Regions from separate parts of the Homo sapiens genome. Here region 2 is linked to region 1. Evidence: chromatin loops called from intact Hi-C (ENCODE). Cell type or tissue: PC-9. All regions are shown on one strand.

The links. A loop is a pair of places that touch in the nucleus more often than their neighbours do. Peaks named below come from ENCODE experiments on the same cell type or tissue, not always from the same donor. Only the 100,000 strongest peaks of a DNase experiment are listed, where the experiment ranks them.
Region 2: a loop joins it to region 1, with 4 times the contacts of the local background. A loop is called at or near these places in 4 of 110 quality-filtered maps.

Annotation. Positions count from the first base shown.
Region 1 is chr4:169,742,628-169,746,627 of GRCh38, forward strand. The region is part of intron 4 of HPF1 (histone PARylation factor 1); the gene reads right to left. Among named protein-coding and RNA genes, the nearest start is that of HPF1, 13 kb to the right of the region's middle. In PC-9, no CTCF peak of the experiment used is centred here; no DNase peak of the experiment used is centred here; H3K27ac peaks cover 488 bases.
Region 2 is chr4:168,993,382-168,997,381 of GRCh38, forward strand. All of the region lies in intron 4 of CBR4 (carbonyl reductase 4), which reads right to left. Among named protein-coding and RNA genes, the nearest start is that of CBR4, 15 kb to the right of the region's middle. RefSeq lists enhancers at 930-1,736, 1,737-2,542. In PC-9, a CTCF peak has its summit at 2,351 (motif pointing right); no DNase peak of the experiment used is centred here.

The DNA.
Region 1 (4,000 bases):
TAAAAATACAAAAAATTAGCCGGGCGTGATGGCGGGCGCCTGTAGTCCCAGCTACTTGGGAGGCTGAGGCAGGAGAACGGCGTGAACCCGGGAGGCAGAGCTTGCAGTGAACCGAGATCGCGCCACTGCACTCCAGCCTGGGCCACAGAGCAAGACTCCGTCTCAAAAAAATATATGTATATATTTTCAGGGACCAGGCATGGTGGTCCATGCCTGTAACCCCAGTACTTTTGGAAGCCGAGGTGGGCGGATCACTCAAGGTCAGGAGTTGGAGACCAACCTGGCCAACATAGTGAAACCCTGTCTCCACCAAAAATACAAAAATTAGCTGGGCATGGTGGCATGCACCTGTATTCACAGCTACCCGGGAGGCTGGGGTACGAGAACCACTTGAACCCGGGAGGTAGAGGTTGCAGCCATCCAGTCAGCCGAGATCGTGCCACTGCACTTCAGCCTAAGACTGCCTCAAAAAAAAAAACAAAAAACTGTCTTTTTTTCCGAGATGTTGTTTCATTCTTGTTGCCCAGGCTGGAGTGCAGTGGCAGGGTCTCAGCTCACTGCAACCTCCACCTCCCAGGTTCAAATGATTCTCCTGACTCAGCCTCCCGAGTAGCTGGGATTACAGGTACATGCCACCACGCCCAGCTAATTTTTGTATTTTTAGTGGAGACAGGGTTTCCTCATGTTGGTCAGGGTGGTCTCGAACTCCTGACCTCAGGTGATCCATCTGCCTTGGCCTCCCAAAGTGCTGGGATTACAGGCGTGAGCCACTGCCCCTGGCCTTTTTTTTTTTTTTTTTTTTTTTTTCATTTTTAAAGAGACAGGACACTATTATAACACTAAAGGTCGATAGATTTTTTTTTTAATGTTGAAGTTTGTGTTAAGAAAAATTTAGAAAACACAAAAGGAAAGCAAAGCTACTTTGTAAGCTTATACAAAAGCATAATCCAAAGTAGTTCTCAAAAGTATGTGAATATATATCATGTTAATGCCACTTATGGAAATAATTTTATATTTTGTCATAAACAGGTTAAGATTTTTGCCATCAATATAAAAGGTCAGGAGTAAAATGAAGAGCGGCAAGAGTGTGCCAGACTTCCAGGAAGAAGGCTGAGGGAGTAACAACTCCTAGGAAGAAACTCACTTCTATTCACTGCCAACATCTGAGAGTTTGTAGTATTCCCTGCAACACTGTTAGGGAGTTAGAACATTTATAGTGGGTGCTAGTCTTAGCTTCATTGTACTTATCAGGAAAAAAAAAAGGCACAGAGGATAGTCAACTTACCCAAGTTGAGAGAGCTAATAGATTAAACCCGTAGAGTTACCAGTAGAACTGGTAGATTAAAATGCCACAGAAACCCAAGCCATCAAAATCTAACTTCTGATTACAGCACACGGTTACACTAAATCTTACCTTCAATTATTACCAGCTGTATGTCTAGAGGGTATTTTTATATCAACCATAAAATACAGATTTGATCATGTCAGTCCTATGTGAATCAATCGATCTTTACAGTCTTCCTCAACACTCTGGCACGGCAATATAGCCATTCAAGTACCCTGTGCCACGTATTTTCACACTTTCACACACATACTGCTCCCTTACCTAAAACATCCTTCTTCCCATTCTTTCTAGTAAGTTCTTAGGCATCCATCAAAGCCCACATAAAATATCCTCTTTTACCTCTGCCACTATTGAAGGCACTTGGTAGCTGCCTTCCCATACATATGACATTATTATGACTATCTCTGTAAGTTTTTGTCTCTGCCGAAACCTACTCTAACACTTTACTGTGTGATGCTTAAAGATAAGGTGCGATGTGCAACTGAAGCCATAACCATGAACGTGAACATTTTGTGCTGTGACTTTAAATCCATTAGAATGTCTTCAACGCAAATGAATTTGTACCCATGCATGTTATATGGCATCATGCAATGGCCCTTTGGAAATAGTGGTTTACTAAGTTATATAGATGTAAGTGTTGAAACTTATATATCAAATTCATTACATAACATTATGAAAAAAAGCTATTGCGCTCACAGTGGTATTACAAGTTTCTCAATCTAATTTTTATTTGAAACCCTGAATTTTATCACTGACAAAAAATATAGTCAGTTGTTTTCTTTGGTTCATTTGAGAGAATTCCTGCCAGTAGCTAGACCCAAATAACCAGTTTGTCAATGAGTCACTCTTTTTTTTTTTTGCATTCCAATCTTGGGTTTATTCAACACAATTCTTCCACTCTACACAACAAAGTACAAACACAATGTCATCTAAAATGCTACAAAGGTATAAAACTCAAAGAGAAATTTTATAGTACTGACTGTACAATAAGAAAAAAAAAGAAAAGCAATGTACATGTTGCCAAGATAACCTGAAAGACCACCATGAAGGACAGGCACAACCATGGCTGCGGGATGACCCCACAGAGCTGGCTCTCAACTCACTCGCCAATTTCAGAGTAGGGTGGTGGGGTGGTGTGTGTGCATAGGTGCACGGACAGACAGAACCATGCACAGCAACTACCATGGGTGAGAGGATCTTTGGGGGTGTGTGACCCTTGAAGTCGGAAGAGGCCTCGAGAGGCCGGGCCTAACAGGGTTGGCAGCTGCACTAAACCCTGGGGCAGCTCCCTTTCCAAAAGGACACTGCCCAGCGACAGCAAGGGCACGGCCTGGCCACCATCCCAGGTCATCAGGGAAGGGAAAAGTGTGCTCCCAGGTAGGCAGGGTCAAAGCACCCCCAAGAGTCTTACTTGTCCCTGGTGGCTCTGCCACTGAACTGACTCTTAGAAACTGGAAATGGGTGAGCTTTCTAGCCAGAAAACCAGAGGGAATCTTGACAGGCACACAGTCAATGAGTCACTCTTTCTAAAAGTGGGGAAAAGTTCATCTCAAAATTCAATCATACAAGGGCTTTTTTTTCCCTTGAGACAAACCACAGTACTTCAGTATGAGAAATGCTTTCTATGTATTTCCTATTTCATCACAGAATGTTAAAGAGATGAACTCAATGGTAGACATCTAATACATGTATACTCCAACACTGACATTTTTCAGGCACAGGGTCTTGCTATGTCGTTTAGGATGAACTTGAACTCCTGGGCTCGAGCAATGCTCCCACCTCAACATCCCGAGTAGCCACCATGCCTGGCTCCATCACAAACATTTTTAAATACATTTGCATGTTACTGCTGTGAATAATGCAATGACTGCTGCTACCCTGGTGGCACTATCTTGATTCCTGCCAAGGTGACAACAGTATTATCCACTATTTACTTTGTGCCATTGGTGCAAAAATAACATTTTATTATCACAAATAGTTTTGACCTTAAGGGTCCCTGACCCAAGGTCAAAACTGTTTACCCCAGTTATTTTAGGAAAATAAATAAGGCAGAAGGAAAAAAAAAATCATTCCTTTGTTGTTCAAAGTTATTTAAGAATTATGTTTACTTCCATATGCATTAGACAGTATGAAATGGAATCATTCTACACTATTGTTATTTGCCCACTTCATAACAAATTCAACAAATCAATACCAAAGTATTATAGTATATGGATAGTTTATATTTACCTAATCTTCCCTATTGCTGGATATGTTGCCAATTTTTCATTTGATAAACAATCTGTAATACACATATTTCTGTACCTGTCCAAAATCCCTTTAATAAACAGCTAGAAGTGAAATTGCTAACTTAAGGGTATAAATGTGTACTTCACATAGTACCTGACAATGTCACCTATTAAGAAATCTTAGAATATGCTTTCTAAGTTAACATTTTTCAAATGTTAACATTAAACATTTTTCAAACTGCTTTCTACAAAAGTTTTACCAATTAACACATCAGTAAGGGTTCTTATACCCTAACCATCATTGGTTATTACCATTCTTTAACCTTTAAAAAAAATCTTTGCTGGTTAAATTGGCATTTCTTTAGTTACTATTAAATCTTGCAGACACAAGATTTAATAATAACTAAAGATAAAAATGTGTTGATCA
Region 2 (4,000 bases), 750 kb before region 1:
TGTATTACTAGTAGAGACGGGGTTTCACCAGGTTGGCCAGGATGGTCCTGAACTCCTGACCTCAGGTGATCCACCCACCTCAGCCTCCCAAAGTGCTAGGATTACAGGCGTGAGCCACTGTGCCCAGCCAACAAAAGTATTTTCAAAAGTGCCTCAGAGAGTATCCTAGGAAGAAAACCTCATCTCACACTTGTAATAAAAGCAGAATGAATAAAAATTGTCAAAAACATGTAAAAGTTCATGTTATCTTCTCAAAGATAGACACAATTATCCTTTAAGTTCTTTTCAAACTCTAGCAAAATTAGCATAGAATACTTCCCAGTAACTCTCACAAACTGTCAGCATAAAAATCGATGCATTTTAACCCAAAAAACAAAAACAGAAAAACACAATAAACTACAGTAGAAATGGTTTGCAAGAAAGACCTTGTGACTATGCAAATCCCAGGCTCAACTTCTGACTCTGCTGGCCTGGCCTTTTCTCAAAGGCAGTATTTTGTGGTTAAAAAAAACCACTGGATTAGGACACATTAAACTAGATTCTGTTCCCTGCTCTGCTGATACTATTAAAGCTATCACCCGAGAAAAGTCACGTGCTAAGACCAGCTCGGTCACGGAGACCTTAACACAGCAGCACTAGAGGAATTAAAGACACACACAGAAATATAGTGTGGAGTGGGAAATCAGGGGTCTCACGGCCTTCAGAGCTGAGAGCCTCAAACAGACATTCACCCACATATTTACTGACAGCAAGCCAGTGATAAGCATTCTTTCTATAGATGATAGATTAACTAAAAGTATTCCTTACGGGAAACAAAGGGATGGGCCGAAATAAAGGGATGGGTCTGGCTAGTTATCAGCAGCAGGAGCAAGCCCTTAAGGCACAGATCGCTCATGCTATTGTCTGTGGTTCAGGAACGCCTTTAAGCGGTTTTCCACCCTGGGTGGGCCAGGTGTTCCTTGCCCTCATTCCGGTAAACCCACAAACTTCAGCATGGGTGTCATGGCCATCACAAACAGGTCACGGTGCTGCAGGGATTTTGTTTATGGCCAGTTTGGGGGCCAGTTTATGGCCAGATTTGGGGGCCTGATCCCAACAGTCATGTACTATCTGCAACTGAATGACCATTTCTGTATCATAAAATGAATGTAATAGGTGGAAAATGACAGATCTCTGAGGTTTCTTTTCTGTTTTTTCTTTTTTGCTTTTTTTCTTTTGAGACAGTCTGGCTCTGTCACCCAAGCTGGAGTGCAGTGGCACAATCACGGCTCACTGCAACCTCTGCCTCCCAGGTTCAAGCAATTATCCTGCCTCAGCCTCCCCAGCAGCTGGGACAACAGGCGCCTACCACCACGCCTGGCTAATTTTTTTTTTTTTTTTTTTTTTTTTTGAGACGGAGTTTGGCTCCTGTCACCCAGGCTGGAGTACAATGGCATGATCTCAGCTCACTGAAACCTCCGCCTCCCGGGTTCAAACAATTCTTCTGCCTTAGCCTCCCGAGTAGTTAGGATTACACGCATGCATCACCACACCAGGCTAATTTTGTATTTTTAGTGGAGACAGGGTTTCACCAGGTTGGTTGGGCTGGTCTCAAATTACTGGCCTTAGGTGATCAGCCTGCCTTGGTCTCCCAAAGTACTGGGATTACAGGCGTGAGCCACCATGCAGCCTGGCCTGAGGTTTCTTTTAGCCCTACAACACTACGATTCAAAGATTAAAAGTATGCCTCATTAAGTACTCTTCATGACAACTTGACTTGAACTTTAGGAATGTAAGTTCCCTTAAAAGGGCCCTCAGTTCTTACATTGGTAGGTACATAGAGGTTAGAATACTTCCAATTCAAGAAGCACTAACGCTAACCTGGGTTTTCATCCATGCTGTGTTGAAAGGAACTGATCAGCCCTTCTTCTGGGTGGATGTTAGTTCTGATATGTTTGTCCTTTCGGAGACAAAAAGTAAGGCCACAAAAGTTGTGAGTGACCATTTGAACAGGTTTTTTCACCTCGGGGAAAAAAGCAGATCTAGAATAAGGCATGAGATACTGGAAGGTCTCCAAGCCTTAGACAGGCAAGGAGACCTAAGCAGTGAGACACTTTCAGGGACAATCCCAGTGAGATGGAAAGATGACCTCTACCACACAGACATGGGCTGACATCCTTCTTTCTGCTTGTATTACTTTCTAGTCTGTGCTCTCTCTCCTTGGCCCCAAAGGACTCTCCCCCATATCATCCTTTCATTTCATTTGTAAAACTCTGGAAATTTTGCTCTACTCCCCTTTTTGCTAGGTATACATTTACAATGCCTTTCACACTAGGCTATAAACATTACAAACTACCAGTAGGTGCCACTGTCCAACAAATAATGCTACTGCATCTCCTGGAGAGTTAGACGTTTCCAGTTTGGAGGACAGACATGTGATCCCCCAAAAACAACCAAGTAAGCTAGATATGGAACAGATAAAGGCTAACATCTTGAAGCTTTTAATAAGGTCTTGTTAAATGTTATAGCCTGGATTCATCTCTGCTATAGTCTATGTCTATGTTAGGTCAGATCTGTACAAGAGAGAGTGGTGCCCTCTGAATCCAACATGATTACAAGAAGTCCAGAACAGGAATGATGATGTTCAGCCACCCACCTCGAATGAAAAGTCTCCCTCCACTGCTCAAGCTTAGAAGATAAGGGTGTGATTTATTTAGGGAAAGCTTGCCACAATCTCTCCCCAGACCTATGAATGGATACTTGGAATAACAAATATCAGGGGACAGCTGCTAGCCATCACTGAACTCTGCACTAAAAGTAAAGTGGGTGAGAGAGGCCAAGTTGAAAGGAAGGGATGAATTCACCAATGCTGGTTTTTCCTCTTTGATTATGTTATTTTCTATGGAGGACATGAACATGTCCAAAGAGCCTCTCTTCATTTTCTGTAGCTTTTTAAAAAATTTATAAACTTTACATTTTTGAGGAATTTTAGGTTTACAGAAAAATTGAACACAACGTTCAGATAGATCCCATGCACCCCCTTTTCACATCACCCCCCCCTTTCCATTTCCCATTACTAACATCTTACCTTAGTGTGGCACATTTATTACAACTGATAAACCAATATTGATACATTATTAAGTAAAGTCCATAGTTTACATTAGGGTTCACTCTTTATTTTATATATTTATGTATTCATTTATTAATACCATTTTGTCTTCACAAGCTAAGGGTTCACTCTTTAGACTGTACAGTTCTACAGGTTTGGACAAATGCATAATATCATGTGTCCACCATTACAGTAGCAGACAGAATAGTTTTACTGCCCTAATAATCTGTCTGTAGCTTTTTAAAACTCATGTATCTGTCCCCACTTTATCAGAAATTAAATAAAATTTATCAGAAATTAAATTAAAAATGTAAAGCTAGTCTCTAATGATAAATTACTCTGGGCTGTATGGAACTTCCATGTCATTTTATATTAAAGGTTATGAACCACGTGATCTTCATTTATAAATATATTCACAACCCAGGACATGACATATAAATGGTCTCTTAGGTTCCATATCATGTATCACAGACCTGAAGAGAGAGATTAATAGTCCTTAAACAACTCACACACCCTTCTTACTACTTGTATTACTTTCCGGTCTGTGCTCTCTCTCCTTGGCCCCAAAGGACTCTCCCCCATATCATTCTTTCACTTCATTTATAAAATTCTGGAAATTGTGCTCTACTCCCCTTTTTGCTAGGTATATATTAACAATGCCTTTCAAACTAGGCTATAAAATTTACAGACTACCAGTAGATGCCACTGTCCAACAAATGATGCTACTGCATCACCTGGACAGTCAGAGGTTTCCAATTGGCTACAAAGTTATCACTTCTTAACTCGACGAAAAGATAACTGAAATGACAAGCATTAAACCAATTTAGAGCAAAGATACTTCTAGTTTAGTTCCATATATGTGATTAAAAACCCAGTTCAATTTTTATAGGAACTCTTTAGGAACAGGGACAC